2 separate regions of the Homo sapiens genome follow, and region 2 is linked to region 1. The links are chromatin loops, found by intact Hi-C in ENCODE. Cell type or tissue: mammary epithelial cell. All regions are shown on one strand. Each heading gives the region's core, and the rest is flanking DNA. Links, peaks and the distances in the headings are about the cores only. Region 1 has its middle 180 kb from the start of FGFR2. Region 2 has its middle 150 kb from the start of LINC01153.

What was found. Peaks named below come from ENCODE experiments on the same cell type or tissue, not always from the same donor. Only the 100,000 strongest peaks of a DNase experiment are listed, where the experiment ranks them.
Region 2: a loop joins it to region 1, with 2.5 times the contacts of the local background. A loop is called at or near these places in 2 of 110 quality-filtered maps.

Annotation. Positions count from the first base shown.
Region 1 is chr10:121,415,110-121,423,481 of GRCh38, forward strand. No RefSeq gene overlaps it. Among named protein-coding and RNA genes, the nearest start is that of FGFR2, 180 kb to the right of the region's middle. RefSeq lists a silencer at 1-33. In mammary epithelial cell, for the core only: a CTCF peak has its summit at 3,455; a DNase peak (open chromatin) is centred at 3,352.
Region 2 is chr10:121,328,939-121,337,310 of GRCh38, forward strand. No RefSeq gene overlaps it. Among named protein-coding and RNA genes, the nearest start is that of LINC01153, 150 kb to the left of the region's middle. In mammary epithelial cell, for the core only: no CTCF peak of the experiment used is centred there; a DNase peak (open chromatin) is centred at 4,093; H3K27ac peaks cover 1,112 bases.

The DNA of each region.
Region 1 (8,372 bases), core at 44-8,043:
TTTCTCCCCTGGTGTGAGTCCCACATTCTGGAAGACACTGCAGTATGTAATGACACCATTGCCTTCAGTGCTTCGTGGGAGGGTCTTTAGTGGCAACTCCCTGAGGACAAATGTGTATGGGGAGTGGCCCCTCCCAGACACACCCTATGCCTTGTTACAGCTGTCAAGGAAAGAGGCATTCCTTGTTTTCTGCAATGAATGAGTGGCAAATGAAGTCACAAATGGGGTCAGGCCACCAGCTTTCTTCTCTGCTGAGGCCCTTTGTCACTCTTGATAAAATGTTCATCACTGTAGTTCTTTGCCAGGTCACCAACTTGTCCTTCCAGCCACTCAAGAGTAAAACCAGAAGCTGTATGCCCTGCACCAATTTGTAAGTTTCCAAGGCATGAATTTAAATCATGTACACTATAAGTCTGGCAAGGGTCTCGGTAGACATCTCTGCATTAATAACTATGTGGCTTGTGTTCTCTGTGCATTGTATGTAAAAACTCCTAGAAAAATGATTCTGAAAAGGCAGCTGATTGCTAATGCTTGTGATGGAAGTTAAAAACATGGGTGTGTGCATGGATGTTGAATGTTGAATAAAGGCCAGGCACAGCGGCTCATGCTTGAAATCCCAGAGCTTTGGGAGGCCAAGATGGGAGGTTCTCTTGAGCCCAGGAGTTTGCGACCAGCCTGGATAACACAGTAAGACCTTGTCTCTACTAAAAATCAAAAAGTTAGCACGGTGTGGTGGTGTGTGCCCACAGTCTCAGCCACTGGAGGGGATGTGGGAAGTGGTAATGGCAGAGGTGGGAAGGCATCAGATTGGAGGCAGGAGGATCGCTTGAGCCCAGGAGTTTGAGGCTGTAGTCAGCTATAATCACGCCACTGTGCTCCAGCCTGGGCAACAGAACAAGAACCTGTCTCTATCAAAAAAAAAAAAAAAAAAAAAAAGGAATTTTGAATAAAGAGATGGTTTTTAAGCAGAAAACAGACTTTTTAAGTCTGTTCTAAGGGAACAGAGTGAACATCTCCAATTTTGCAACCAAACATTCATCCACTTTCCAATAACAGTGCCTGATTTCTTCCAGAAAAGAAGTTATTTCCCTGTCCTCAGTCTATGGACTTTCAGGTGAAGTTGACTCTACCATGTGCCAAGGCAAGGCAAGGCAGGTGACTAAGGTCTGAATCAAAGCATCACATTCCCCTGGGGACATGGAGCCCAAGCACAGCTATGGAAATAATGAGTCTTGCTGGGACCTTTAGGGGAACTTGCTCTTTTACTGCTGGACTCGACAATAAAGGCTGTGGCCCCAAAGCTGATGGCAGCCTTTTGCTACCACTCAGAGCTGGAACATGAAGTCAAGTCAAAGAAGATCAGAACTAAGTGATGCAAGACGGATCAAGACTTAATAACAAAATTTGAGTCCTGGATCAAGCTGTATCTGAAGCTTATGTTTCCACCTTTCACTTACTAGGCTAATACTTTCATTCCTTTTGTTAATTTTTCACTCACAACCAAAGTGTCCCTGATTAGAACAAAAAGTCTCTTCCTTTTTTTTTTAGTAACACTTTCTTGCATTTTATGGGCTTATCATTGATTTATGACTATGGGATTAATCAAGGTCTCAGGACACGTTTCTTGAACATCAGAGTGGACTCTTTTTTCAGAGAGTTAGCCATTTACTAATTAACACTTATTTGGTTAGGAATGCTTTCAGCTACAAGTAATGGATGCCCAACTGAAGGTAGCTTATACTGTTAGTCTCCCATAAGAGTTGAGCTGGAGGTTGGCCATCTGGAGGTTGGTAGGCAGCTCAACAATGCCACCAAAGACCTCGGCTCTTTTTGTCCTTCTGCTCTGCCACCGTCATGTGTTGGTGACTCTCCCTTCTTGGTCACAAGATGACTACTGCAGCACCGGACATCGAGTCCTCACATGACAGTGTCCCACCCAAGCAGAAAGGAAGAGGGTGGGAGCAAAAGGGGCTCCTCCTCATAATGCCCTCTACCTTTTATCAGAAGGAAAGTCATGTCCAGAATTGCTCACTTACTCCCCATCATTGGCCAGGACTGGGTTATAGGGTCCCTTATAAACCACTCACCAGCACAGAAGGATGGACTTTCCATGGCTGGCTTAGACCAAACTTAAGTGTTTGAAACCTTATCAAGGAAGAAGAGAGAATAGCTCTGGGAAGGCATCTCCCACAGAAGTCTTGTTAACCTACCTTCTTGGAAGCAGGACATTTATAAGAAGAAAAAGCACCAGGCAGGTGAATTCCAATTTTACCCAAGCCAAGCTCAGCGTTCTTTGCCCTTAAAATAAGATCAGAATGAGCCCGAGGGAAAGGCACCCATGTTAAAAACTATATTTGGATCCCCTAGAGCTAGAAGAGACAAGCAAAAGCTGGAAGGCTGGGCCTGGCCTATGCACAACTTTATCTGCCCCTGGCAATGAATTCTAAAAATACAGACCTCTGACAGTCATCTATTTTAAATAGCAAACTTCACATATATAATCTCCACTTCTTCCTTGCTGCAAATTAATTTTTCATGATGAGGAAAGAATGACAGCTACATTTTGCTTTAGCAGAACAAGTAAAGGTGACATTTTGAATCTTGGAGCTAGCATTTCCTAGCTGTGTGGCCTTGGGGAGACAGTCTTCTTCCCTGTGCCTCAGTTTTCTCATCTGTAATATGAAGATATTAATAATATTCACCTATGTGACAGTTGGAGCCTGACACAAGTCAATTTGGTTATTTTCAATTAGTATGTCCTTTTGAGTAAATATTCGTAGTCTGCAACAATTAGTTGCAGATGGGGCTATAGTCTCTTCCCCAAAACCTCCCTTCTAGATAGATTCCACCCCAGATATACACATTATTAACAAGCTAGCAGAAAAACACAACCTATTCTGTAAACTTGACAAACTCTTAGCTGTCCTTTCAGATGCTTCAATTGCACTTGCATGAAAAGGTCACTCACTCAAGGTCAATGTCGAAATATTCAAGCTTTGGACACAGGCAGCAAGAACCCTCCAAAACATTAGCTAGACTGAGTCAGTTCAGAATCAAGCCTGGGGCATCATTCCAAAGGGTAGAACTATTGGGCTCCCTATAGATTCTTCTACCTGCTCATGCAGCAGAAAGATGCCTGTATAATATCACAGGCCAACCCACACATATTAAACATATAGTTTATCAATAGAAAGAAATTTTTCCCATCTGTTATGCTATTAGCAAAAATCTCTGGTTTTGATTGTAAAAATAGTTAATGCCTTGCAGTAGCTACCTCTTAAGAGTGCCCTTTGGAATAATCTTTCAAATATGAGCTGATTACCCCTGGGTGAGTCATTGGAGCCTCATATGAGGTAATACACATGCAATGCTTAGGACAGTCACTGGCAAGCAGTAAGAGCTCAGTGCACGTTGACTATTACTCAAAAGCCAAAAGTTAATTCCTATACATTTTCACATGAGGGCATTGTCATTGCTGGCCTGTATTCCTGACCTCAGTCTCATGAATGTTAGAAGACACAAGACTCATGGGTCAGAGACCAAAGATTTCATTGCTGTCAGCACAGCAGGCAGCATGAGCTTCCTTTTTATAGTGGGCTCCAAATAAGCCTGTGTGACCTTTGAGATATTACATTTATTTTATGGGACAACATGCAAACTTACTTTCTAGCCCATGGAAAAACACTGTCATCCAAGGGTGTTCACTAGACAAACATCCTTGAAAAGGCAATCTACAACAAAGGCTACCTGTGCCTTTGCTCACAAGATGTGCAGCAACACCAGTGACCCATGGAGAACACATCAATTTCTTCCTGTCTCCTCTCAAGCCTAAGAGTTCAAATGGGCTCACCGTCTGGCCCTTATAACAGTTTCTCTTAATGTTTGTGCTTCTCTTCCTGAAACTAGTGACCCCACACCCATCTCCTCTTCCCTTCCCACTATCTCTACCTGCATGGACCATGGTACATTCCTCATGGTCTCTCTTCCCAACCCTCCTTTCCCACACTGCCTTCTAAAAACACAGCTCTGACTGGATCCTGCCCTGGTCACAAGCTGACCATGGCTTCCCACAGCCTCCCAAATGAGGCTCTAACTCCTACAAGTCACTGTGTTCCTTATTAAATAACAAGCGTCTTGAGTAGAGGGAAACCAGGTCTTACTTATTTCTCTAGCACTTAGTAATAAATATTCATAGATCAAATTGTATAATGGGTTTCCTAGCTTTCCAGTCTTTAAATGTAAAAGACATAAATATCTAGTAAGCATGGGATAAGCTCAATGGAAAAAAAAAAAGAAAAAAAAAGCAAGCAGGAATAAGCCATTAAACAGCAGATTTTTCCTTGTACAGTTTTGTGTTTTGTTTTGGTGAGTAGGTATTTGCATTTTGGTTTTTTAACTACTTGTTTTGTTCATTAGCTACAGAAACCTTTCTTCAGTCAAAGTCTAACTCGGACATCCAAAATGCAGGGCTGCTCTACAGAGGGGTCAAGGGACACTCCCTTGGCATCCCCTTCCCTGCGGCTTCTGGCAAGAGGAGAGGGACTGCTCTTCAATACTCTTAGGCCAAAGAATTGAAACCCTACACTCAAAGAAAAGGTGCCTCATTCGGGAGATGACCATCCTTACAGGAATAAGCATTGTTCGCTTGGTCTGGCAAATATGATTGTACTTTGAGAGGTGATATTTTAATTCAGGTCTGGTCTTTTCAAAAACGCTAAACACATGGAGCGTGGGTAAGGAGCTCCGAGGGAAGTAGCAGCCATTCCCTTCTAAGTAATCTTCACCAGCTACAAGAGGGATGACCCCACGACCCCTGTTGATCCTGTTACCCAAGGTCAGCTCACATATCATTAAAAAGAGTCCGTTTCAAATAACGGGCACTTTCCCCTAAAGACCCAATATTCTTTTGCCATTAGTATCATGTTATTCAGAATCCTCTGGGCTTACTGGAATTTCTCTGAAGCATTTCAGATTCCTCAGGAATAATTTTAAAACATTAGAATTTCAAATAACGGCTTCAGGAGAGAGTGGCCTGTATCTGGCTCTCCTCCCCCAGCCCCAGTCTTGTGCCACCTAAAACAGCTTGGCCTGCCATCCTGAAGCCGGCTGTCAAGTCTCATCTGAGGAAGGACAACCAGATCAGCTGCTCTCGCCTCCCACTGTTCCCCACATCAAAGCCAAAGAAACAACTAGCTGGGTTGTTTAAGCAGGGCTGTGTGGACCTGGCTCTCACTAGCTCACAAGAACACACACTGTGCAGATTTCTTCCCAACTCTGTGTTCACTGACATCTCTTTTATAGCTTGAAGTTAGCCACAGTGGGAGTATTTACACCATGGAAATCGGCAAGCACAACAGGTCAGGATTTCTCCCACCCTACCCCACCTCCACCCCTTCCTCCACCCCCAGAGCCTGTTGTTAGCACTTACCAGCACACCAGTTTATTTGATAACAACTAGCTGCAGGTTTTTTTCACCTCTGCTTCATCAACAACGATAAATGGAAACTCAAACAGCCCATAATTTTTACCTTGTGGCAAGTACAGTAAAACTTCCATGAATTTCTACAGATTAAAAAAGCATGATCTCTCCTGTTGAGAGTTTCGGCCACCCACCTTTTATCAAGCTCCGTCTTCTAGAACCATCTCTCATTTCATCCATTAAGGCACTTCCTAAGCCTTTTGCCTCAAAATGTGCAATAAAAAAAACTGGTCTTTATTGCTGTCTCTCTCCAGGCCCCCTTGAAATTACATTTTCCGGTCTATAGCAATCTCCTTCGCCCAGAGGTAGCCTGTGAGGGGAACACCAGGTTTGATCAAGTTTCACTCTGTTTTCATTTGCAGTCTTGCATTGACTCACATTCAAGAACTACTTTACTTTTATGTCTCTTAAAAACCTCCAAGTTTTTTTTTTAATTTTATTATTATTATACTTTAAGGGTACATGTGCACAACGTGCAGGTTTGTTACATATGTATACATGTGCCATGTTGATGTGCCGCACCCATTAACTTGTCATTTAGCATTAGGTATATCTCCTAATGCTATCCCTCCCCCCTCCCCCCACCCCACAACAGTCCCAAGTTTTTGTAAGGGCTTGCCTCATGCACATCAGGCTCCATTGTGTGATGAATTCCCGGCCTCTGTGACTCTGTTTTGGTATTAGGCAGGCATGCTCCTTTGTGCAAATCAAGGGCACTGAGCAAGCTTTCGTGTGTTCCTAAACTTGGAGTCTACACCTGGGGCTAAGCCAATGCAGAATGTCAGGTGTCCATTCTCACCACAAAGAAATAGAAGCACCAAGTAATTAACAAGCAGGAGGTCAGAGCTGAGTTAGCTACTAACCTGATTGTCCTTAACACTTCATTTGTGCCTAACGTAACCAGAGGCCTCAGTCCTCTCTACTAGTGAATCCTCAAACTCTCAGCCTGTTGGGCCATTTTGATGTGACCAGTGCTTATCTAAAAGCAGAATATCTCCTTTTGCCTGCTGAAGTTCTGATGTTTAGTCTTCCCCATAGCTGTTAAGAAGCAAAGTGGTCTTTGGTTCTCTGCTGCCCCTCTCCCAAAGGCCCTCCTCTCCCGCTTTCTGCCCCCTGTGACCCCTCTCCACATGTTCCTCACTGGTGTTATCTAATCTCTACTAGGTATTAGCCCATGAAGGCGTGAGCTCATGCCTCTTAATGAGAAACTCCTGATGACCAAAAGGCCTCCACAGCCCAGGAATGGGTCTCAGCAGGTGGACTCTGGTCACTGGACAGGCAGGTGAAATGGAGAAAAAGAGGGAAATTGAGGAGCCGGGGACTTCCCCATGCCTCAACCCATGCACCCTAAGTGAACACCTGCTCCAGCTCCATGTGTGGTCTGCCCAGCAGAAGATGTCACATGGTGAGAATTATTTAAATCCTAGAGGGGAAGAAACAGAGTGGGCACTTAGCTCAACAGAGCCACCATTCCTTCAGGTTCAGGGGTCAGGAGGAAATCCATAGGACCATCTTCTTCAACATTTTTCCAACTTGCAAGTTGTGGATCAGGCCAGCTATGACCTCATGTCCAACCGGTAGGCAGAAGGGCAATAGCTGGGATGCAGAGACGGTAAGGGCAGCTGGAGTGTGTGTACGTGCATGCACATGTGTATACGTGAGTGAATGTGCTTGGGCACTTAGGCAGGGAGCATGTGGCAGGCATGATCCAATAGGACTGAGCTGATGGGCAGATGAAAAGAGACAAGAAAAGGTCATTCACTCCCCCAGTGAATCACCAGAAGTTCCTCCAACTGCGTCACCAACTGAACAAGGTTAGAAACCTCTAATACAGTGAAAGCCACAGCGAAATGATTCTAAGCCTTGCTGGAAACCAGCTTTTTAGTAAAAACTCGTGTACTCATTTGTCTCTGAACAGTATCCAGGACCCATTCTTTCCATTCAAAGAATTTTCAAACCCATTTCCTTTTGCAAACATCATTTGAATGGATGCACCGTGTGCATCTTATGTGGTTCAGGGTCTGGAGGCAGTGCTGTGTGTGTGTGTGTGTGTGTGTGCTGTGTGTGTGTGTGAAATCACAATGCTTAGCCTTTTTCTATGTTTGCGGCAACCTTTTAGGGGCATAAGTACACAAGCCAAGTCCCAGTTTGGCAGCCCTGAGAAACAGCTTAGCACCATGATGTACCCACCCAGCTCAATTTTGCACCACCAGAAAAAAATAGCTCTGTAGCTTGGCACTGAGCTTTGGGATGAAAGCAGGAATTTTCTGACCCACAGAACAACCTCAGAACCACCATGCCAAGTACTCAGCAGAGAAAGAAGATATGGAAACTCAGTTGATCATCCTCAGTTGTTAAAAAATATTAGAGTTCTGAAGGCCAAAAGAACAATCTGGGCCCTAAGTACTCATTGCTGTTGTTAGATGATTTACAGAGCTTAGATAACATAGAGTTTTAGTTTTTTAACAGCTCTGGCCCAGGGCTGTGGGAATCTTCTGTCCATGGTGGTTATGTCTAGAGTCACCCATGCTAGATGTGAAAGGGATTTCAAAAACTATGTACACCACATTGGTTGTCCCCAGGAAAGAAAAGGAGGACAATTAGGAGGGCAATCAAAGGGCTCCTGGGTACGGGCATCATTCTATTTCTCGACGTGGGTGGTATTGATACCCAAAGACCCCAGACCCCAGTGTTTGCTTTGTAGAGAATCGCATGCTCTGTGCACATTCCTGTATCCATGTTATTTTTTAAAGTTTTTTTTTTTTTTAAGAATTGTTTAGTCCCATCCCTTCTGCTATGGATTGAATTGTGTCTCCCCAAAATGCATCAGTTGAAGCCCTAACGCCCAGTGTGATTGTATTTAGAGATAGGGCTTTGTTTTAGCCCATTCAGG
Region 2 (8,372 bases), core at 278-8,277, 86 kb before region 1:
ACACCAATGAGGTGGGACATCAACTGGGACTTGAGGGATGAGCAGATTTTGATCTAGATCCCCAATTCCTCCTTTCATCTCCATTAATTCATTTGTTCATCAATGCAATAAACAGATCCTGAGTGATTACGTCGTGCTGGGAGGCAGGAGCTTTGGCGGGCTCCTGCGTGTTTGAGATACAGGGAATATCTGACATTGAGGCCTCACACCTGCCTCAGGTCCGCCCCCATCTGTGGCAAGCACCCTCCCAGTGCCCCATACCTGTAGCTGCTCCTAACCTGGTGTTTCGCTCTCCATCACAAGCTGATGGACCTATAATATGTGGAAATGAAAATAAGATAAGGGTTCAAAGTGCTTTATTGGTTTACGTGACTGAAAACAACATCATATTTAAACTTCATGCAGATTTATTCTCTTTTTTTTTTTTTTTTTTTTTTTTTTTTGGTTACAATCTGTTTCCCATCATCTTCCCATCACTCCCCAAGGGCTGGAGTTGACACATTTGCCCTGGCTATTTTCTTTGATTATTCAATTAAATAATCCCAGGGATTTTCAAAAATGTTGAAATTCTTATTTCCTAATTCCTAATTCTATAATTACAGTGCTCAGAGATGATCTTCTGCTCACTGATATCATGAAGAAAAGTTATCATACATATCTGCACACACCTGAAACTTTAAGGAGGCCTTTCACAAAGATGATCTCATTTATTTTCCTCAAAAACCTGGGAAGTACACACTACCACTCTCAGTTGACAGAATAAACTAAAGAATAAAGAGGTGAGATGCCTTGCCCAAGTCCACACCATTCACAAGTGACAAAGCCAAGACTTCATTTTAGCCCTTTTACTTTTAAATCTTCTGATATTTCTCATCTAGAAGAGCATTACAGAAATTGTAGCCCAGGAACACATTATGTTGTACCTGTGATAGTATTTTTTTTCTTTTTTTCTTTTTTTGAGATGGAGTCTTGCTCTGTCCCCCAGGCTGGAGTACAGTGGTGCAATCCCGGCTCACTGCAACCTCTGCCTCCTGGGTTCAAGCGATTCTCCTGTCTCAGCCTCCCGAGTAGCTGGGGTTACAGGCGTGAGCCACTACGCCTGGCCTGCGATCATATTTTCTAACAGGTTAGTAATAGTTAAAATTTGGCAAGCAGAGCTCCCTGCCTTAGTTTCCAATTCTCTTAACATTTTTCATATTTGATTTTTGGAAGCCAGTTTCTTGGCAAGTGATCCAAACAAAATTTCAAACCCAAGCCATACCCTTGATGAAACGACTGTTTTTCCCAAAATAGTCCATGGGCAAACTGTTACATGTTGTGCTCAATGACCAGGGACACAGCTGGCAAAAAGCACCATATAAAGTTTTTCTATTTGCTGAGATGGTTTCGTGCTTGATCCTCACAGATCGCTCTTAATAATTTAGTCACGCACTCCTCTGCAGTATATTGCTTCCACAATGCTAATTTAAACCATGTCAGTGTGCTTGCAATATGACTGACAATAGCCAAAATGTAAGAAAAGGAATCGTTTCTTCAAATTAAATGTGTACTATTCATCTGTGAACATCATGCTTGAGATGCTAGTTAGAATTCTCTCTCCCTCCTTGTCCCCCTTTCTCTCTCCTTCTCTCTCCCTCTTTTCCCTCTCCCCCCTCCCCTCACTTCCTCTCCCTGTTTCTTCTCACCCTCTTTCTTTTCCTCCATCCATTTTCTCTCCCTCCCTTCCTCCTCCTCCTCCTTCTTCTCTCTCTCACACACACACATACACACACACACACACATACACACACAAAAAATGCTCCCTGGAGAATTTCCAAGCATCTAACATACACTTTACTGAAACAGGCTGGACTGGACCACACACACAATAGCAAATTGCCTAAATAAGTCAGATGCATAAGCAACAGCCACTCAAGTGCAGAGAATGTTTAAACTTTAGGGAAAAAACAATAAATTAAAGCACAGCCTTTCTTCTAAAGTGATTCCTTATTGAGACTTCTGCTCTGAATTAGGAGGTCGTGTCAGAGTGGTGTGCAGCATATCGGGGGCCCACCCTGAACTCACTCTTTCTCCAGGACAAGTCAAGTGGCCCATGGAGAGGGCCAGCCCTGAGAAACAGAGTCCACACTCAGCAAGAGGAAGAAGGACTAAAGCCGGGGCTAGACTGTCTTGCAGTTTACTAAGATCATCTTTAAATCTTTCAGAAAGACAAGCCGTTGAGGTTTAAGGTCATTCTTCATGTAGGTTTTCAAAGCTGGCCTGCCCTGTTTGCCTTACCTGCTAGCAACAGACATCAAACACAGCCAGAGTTTTGAAAATACAAATAGATGTGTCACCCCACCCCCCACCACCATTCTTCCCATTGCAAAACCCAAACTCCAGATTGTGACCTACAAGACCTGAGCACCGTGACCATATGACCAGGCACCTGCCTACCTCTCCAAGCCTCCTCTTGCTCAGTCCCATCCAGTCATACTTGATTCTTCTTGTTTCATCCACTCCTTCAAGTCTGTTCCTGCCATAGGACCTTCTCCCAACTGAGTCCTCTGCTTGGAACTAGTCCTCAAGATCATCACAGGGCTGATTCTTTCTCTTTGTTCAGGTGTTAGTTCGAATGCCACCTACTCTGAGGGCTTCCCAAGCCTTCTGAAATACACTAGATTATGGGTCACAATTCTTTGTTCCCCAGTAAGACATCCACATCCTTGCCAGATATCTTTGCAGTGCCTGTCCCCTTGAGCAGAGCAGCTTCTTCTCTCTGTTAATGTCAGTCATGTGATTTGCTTTGGCCAGAGGAACATGGGCGTAAGGGACACTGGGCCTCAGCTCAGGTCTGAGCTGAGGTCCTAAGAGCTGTTAATGGTTCTACTCAACCACTTACTCTGCTGACAACCACAGTGAGAAGTACAGGCTCACATACTTGCCAGTCACAATTTGTCTAAGGTGAATGAGGAGCCCATAAATAAACAAGAAGCCCTCAAAAAAATCCTTGCTGCCACAAGCCACTGAGCTTTTAATGTCACTTGTCACATAGCAAAAACGCTAACATACTATGCAATTGTAAGTAACCCTCCTCAGGCTCTATTATATCACTCTGTTTTGTTTTCATTGTAACATTTACATGCCTAACATGTCTTCTGATTTGTCTGTTGCTCATTTCCTTCTATAAGTTTCATGGGGGCACTGTATTCCCAGCACCTAAAACAGTGCCTGGCTCACAATAGACATTCAGTCAATGTTTGTTTAATGAATGAATGAGATCCCAAGTCTTAATCATGGAAGGATTTGTATGTTTTCCAATCTGAAGACCCAATTCTGTGAGACAGGAAACAAAAGCACTTTTTTTAGTTAAAAATTCAACAAATATTGTAATATCAATATCTGAGATAAACCTTATCAGAACTCTGATATTCCCAAGAAATTAATAAATGACTGGCTGCGTTTCATAATGCAAAAATACCAACTTGTCTTACTGTGACACAAGGGCTAAAATGACCATGATGGTGATGATGAAGGAGTGGTGATGATGAAGGAGTGGTGATGATGATGATGATGATATGATGATGATGATGATGATATGATGATGGTGGTGATGAGGATGATGATGATAGTGGTGGTGGGAGTGCCAGTGGTAGTAATGACAAGGAGGAGGAGGATGATGATGATGATAGTGATGGTGTCAGTGGTAGTGATTATGATGATGAGATACTGGTGAAGGTGCCCATGGTTGTGATGATGGTGGTGGTAGTTCAGACCAGTTACCCCTACTGAGTTATCTGGGATTGAGTCTACCACACCATCCAAAACATGCAGAGGAAATTAGCAACTCCTGACTGCCCCCAATAAGGAGACCTCTACTCAATCTACAAGGCCAACTACTATACTGGCAGTGGGGGCAAAAGTAGGCAGGGTTCTTGTTCCCACAGAGGTCACAGCCTAGTGGAAGAGGGAGATTAATAATCACATACATAAAATTTCTCAGTTGTAACTTTAAGAGGAACTACCAAGTGGCAGTGCAATGTTATGAGAGTCTGTAAGAGAGGATTCAGCCCAGCCAGGAAAGGCATGCCTGGGCAGTAATAAGGAATTAGAACTACAAGATGAGTATGACTCACCCAAGCGAATGAGGAGTCTAGACAGGGGGAACGGGGTGCATGGAGCCTGTGGTGTAGAAAAGAAGATCAGCTTGGCTAGAATTGAGAGGGCATGGGAAGAGTGGTTTAAGACAAGGCTACAGAGGCTAGAAGTGGCCAGACTCAACAGGGCCCAGTAGACCAAGTCAATAAATTCCATGTTTGTTCTAAATAAGAAACAATTGGAGAGTTTTAAGCCGTGGAGTCACATGATCAAATCTATCCTCTGGAAGAACCACTCTGGCTGCTGTGTGGTGGATGGGAACAGAAGGAAGATTGTTCCCAGAGCAGCTTGGACCAGGGTAGTAGTGGGGGAGAGAGAGAGAGAGAATCACACACATGCCAGAGCTCTTTAGGAGCTAAAATGGTGCTGGATTCAATATGAGGGATAGATAAAAAAGAGAAAGGTGTCAACGGTGAATTCCTCATCTCCTGGCTTATGTAATGAGATGAATAGTGGTGATATTCACTGAGATAGAAGACACTAGATGAATAACAGGTTTGGGGAGTGAAAAATCTGTTTGGACAAGTTGAGTGAGTTTCCTTCAAGAGATCAAAGAGACAATATCAAGTAGATGATCAGATATTCAGGCAAAGGGCAAACTCTGATGGAACGAAGTTAAGTTTGTGACTCCCCTGCTCAGAGGAGGTAACAGCAGCTGTGGCTATGAATGACATGCTACAAGAAAGAAGAGGGAGTAAGGAGACAAAAAGAGTCTGGCACAGCCTTTCAAAACTTGACATCTCCTGGCCAGGGAGTAGATTAAACTCACAAGAGCCAGGGGAGACCAGGCAGATGGCAAGGAGGGAACCCAGAGAGAGTCTGAGCCTAGAATCCTAAGGGCACCCAGCCCAATCCCCAAATCCACCCTTCACATTGGAGAATCCTCTTCACTTGTTTTATGTTGTGAAAAAAAAATTACTAATAATAACTCTTTCAAGAGTAGTAACAGCTCTGAATGAGGCAAGTTTCTTAAGACCAGGACCAACCTGCTGTTAGATGAAGTTCAGGGAAAGGTTCCCTGAATCAAAAAGTCCTTCTCACCTACCACAGGATGCTTAAAGTGTCCACAATGCCCAAGAAAGGTAAGGCATTGATTCAACTCACATGGGGGGCATCGAGTTCCAAGATTAGATCCCACCCTGTAGTTAACAAACCCATCAAATCAAACTGCAGTTATTAAGGACTGTAAAGTACTCTTCCAGGGGCCTGGGTGTAAGGAGAAGAGTAGATGGAGGTGGGAAGGACACTAAGAGAAAGACAGTGGGTGGAATAAGCAGGATTTAGACCATGAAGACCACATTCAAGTCCTGTCCTAGCCACTTGATATCTACGCAGCTCCAACAGTCATTTAACTACTCTTCAGAGCCGCACGGTCTCCGTCTATAAAACAGGATAAATAATGTTTTTTCAGAGGGTTGGCATGAGTATCAGAGTATTGGTCATAAATGTGCCCTGGAAACCATGAAGGCTACAACAGAAGTCAGTCACTGTGATTGTTTTCAAGTTGTGGGGCAAGGGCAATGCTTGGACTTCAGGCTGGGAACAGAAAATCAGTGCAAACTGACTCCTCCGTCCCAGTCATGTTAGTGACTACATAATTCCAGAGAAACACTGAAGCCCTATGTCAGCATATGTAGTGTAGAATACAGCATCAAGCAGATACCCCCCGGATGGTCTAGGCATTAATTCTCAAATCTCTAAGTCATCCAAACAAGGTAGATAATTTATTACTCTACTTCATGGAGAGTAAAACCATCAATGAAGTAATATTGGGAAAGAATAAGGACTGTGGAACCAGGAAGACAGGTTTTGATTTCCAGTTCTGCCTCTTACGTGCTCTGTGACCTTGAGCAAATCATTTAACTTCTCTGATCCTTAGTGTCCTTAAAAGTAAAATGGGGACAACTAAGTAGGTCAACTAGCTCCTTCCCACTCACTATTTATCTATTGCTCTGTGTCTTTTCCCCATAGCACTTATCACTACCTAAAGTTATCTTATTCATAATGCTTTCATTAACTGACTATCACTTCCAAGTAGACCGTAAGCTCCACAAATGCAGGGAAAGCCTCATCTGTCCTGTTCACAGATAGATATCCAGGGCCGGATACATAGTAGAAATGCAATCAGTATTTGTGGGATGAATGAATAAATCCCATTGAAGGCATTAATCCTATTTTACAGCTGGAATCTGAGGCTCAGAGAAATGAAAGACTTGCTTAAGATCATGCTTGGTAGAAGGTGGAGAGGAGATTCAAGCCAAGGTCTGTTTAATTCTCAAGCCCACAATAACTCCGGGACTCCACTCGGTCTTCCAAGAGGAATGTGGAGCCTGCATGTCTGGGAAAAGCCCAGCATCCCTTGGAACAGGGAAAAAAAAAAAAAAAATCCACGCTCCCATGTGGCCCATAAGATCCTGCCTGCCTTAGCCCCACCTCCTCCTCCAATCTCATCTCACACCAAGTTCCTTGTTCATTAAATTCAAGCTACTTCAAATATACAAAGTGTGTTCCCACCCCAGGGCCTTTGCACTTGTTCTTTGCTAAGCCTGGACCACGCTTCCCCCAGATCTTCCTCAAGCAGTGTTTTCTTACCATTAGAATCTCAGTTCATAGCAGGCGGGTGGGAGGCAGTAGGGAAAAGGCACTCCTTGACAGCATCAGCTACAGAAGCCTCTCATCTCCACCTTCCCCCGCCAACGCCCCAAGTCATTCTCTAGTTTGCCTACCTGTTTAAATTTCAGTGTTTATCAATACCTAAACACATCGTGTTTGTTTTCACATGCTGTCGTCTGCATCCTTCTACCTCACTAGTAAAGGTTTCATGAGACCAAGAATCTGTAGCCTTGACATCAACACCTGGCAAGTAAATAGCACCCATTGATTTATTGCACAAATGATATTATCCCTACGACAATTATTCAGACCAATTTCTGCTCTCGAGTTAAAAGAAGGAAAAGTCTTCTTCCCAGAAGCAGTCACTTCGTGTTGAAATTATGATGAATTGATTTAAAAGGTTGTTACAAGGACTCAAATGAAATAACATTACATTTTTATTCAAAATCCAGACTAGGGTAACATCTTTCAATGCTGTTTTTAAGTATTTATTGCATATCGAATATGTCCTAGAACCACGGTTATGACAACGAAAAGAAAGTTCCTGACTTCACTGAACTTAGAGTCAAAGACAGACGTGTAAACATGAAATTCCAAGAAGGCGTGGCAAACACCTTGTAGTAGGCTCTACGTGCAGAGCCAACTAATCTCTCACAGGAATCAGGGAAGGTGGGGGTGGGAGATGACATTTCAGTCGAGAACTCAAGGAAGAGGCAGGAGAAAGTACTTCAAGCACGAGGGACACAGGTATGAAGGTGACAAATACAAATGAATTCAGGGACCCAGGGAGCATTGCAAATGAACCTGGCCACCAGATATTGGCATATGAAACACAGCACGCTCCACATTTTGTTAAGCATATGCTCATTTGGGTAATTTTCTATATTTCCACTTTTGGTAAAGAAAGAGAAATATTTCTCTAAGAAAAACAAGAGTTATGATAAATTACAAACTGACAGCCTCAGAGTCAGGGAGACAATAGGGAGTGGTGGAAATGGTGGATTCAGAAAGAGCACAGGGCCTGGCTAGACCCAGTGTCGCTAGATCTTTTGATATTTCAAGGGAAGCTAGAAACCCAGATTTTTACTTTTAAAATTGCTTTTTTAAGCTGACTCATAAAATATTTAAATGGTATATAAGCCAAGCAAAACACAGAAGGCAAGGATCGGGCTTATGGGTCCATAAAACGGAATTTTAAAAAAGTTTCTAAACAGGTTCATTTTGAATTTGATAGAATTGTTACTATTTGAAACTACATTCATCTTCAAAGTACCCACCAGGCAGTAATAAAAATAACCTACTCGGAAAGTAGGTAAGCGTAAGAATTTCATTAAAAGTTTTACATAATAGCATCATGCTGATAATCTACCTCTTTCCAAAATTACTATAGCACCATATCCATGCACAGGCTAAATCTGATAGACAATTAGTAGAATTCCATGTGCAAAAGCATCTGTGAATTTTTTTTTAAGTTTTTAATTTCAGACATGTAGATTTAGAGAAAACCTTCTCATGAAGTTAATGTTCGGTGCATCAGCCTAGCATGGTCAATTTAAACATGATACAGAATGCCATAGAGTAAACATTTAAACCCCTCCCTTCCTTCTTAGAACGGGGGTGGT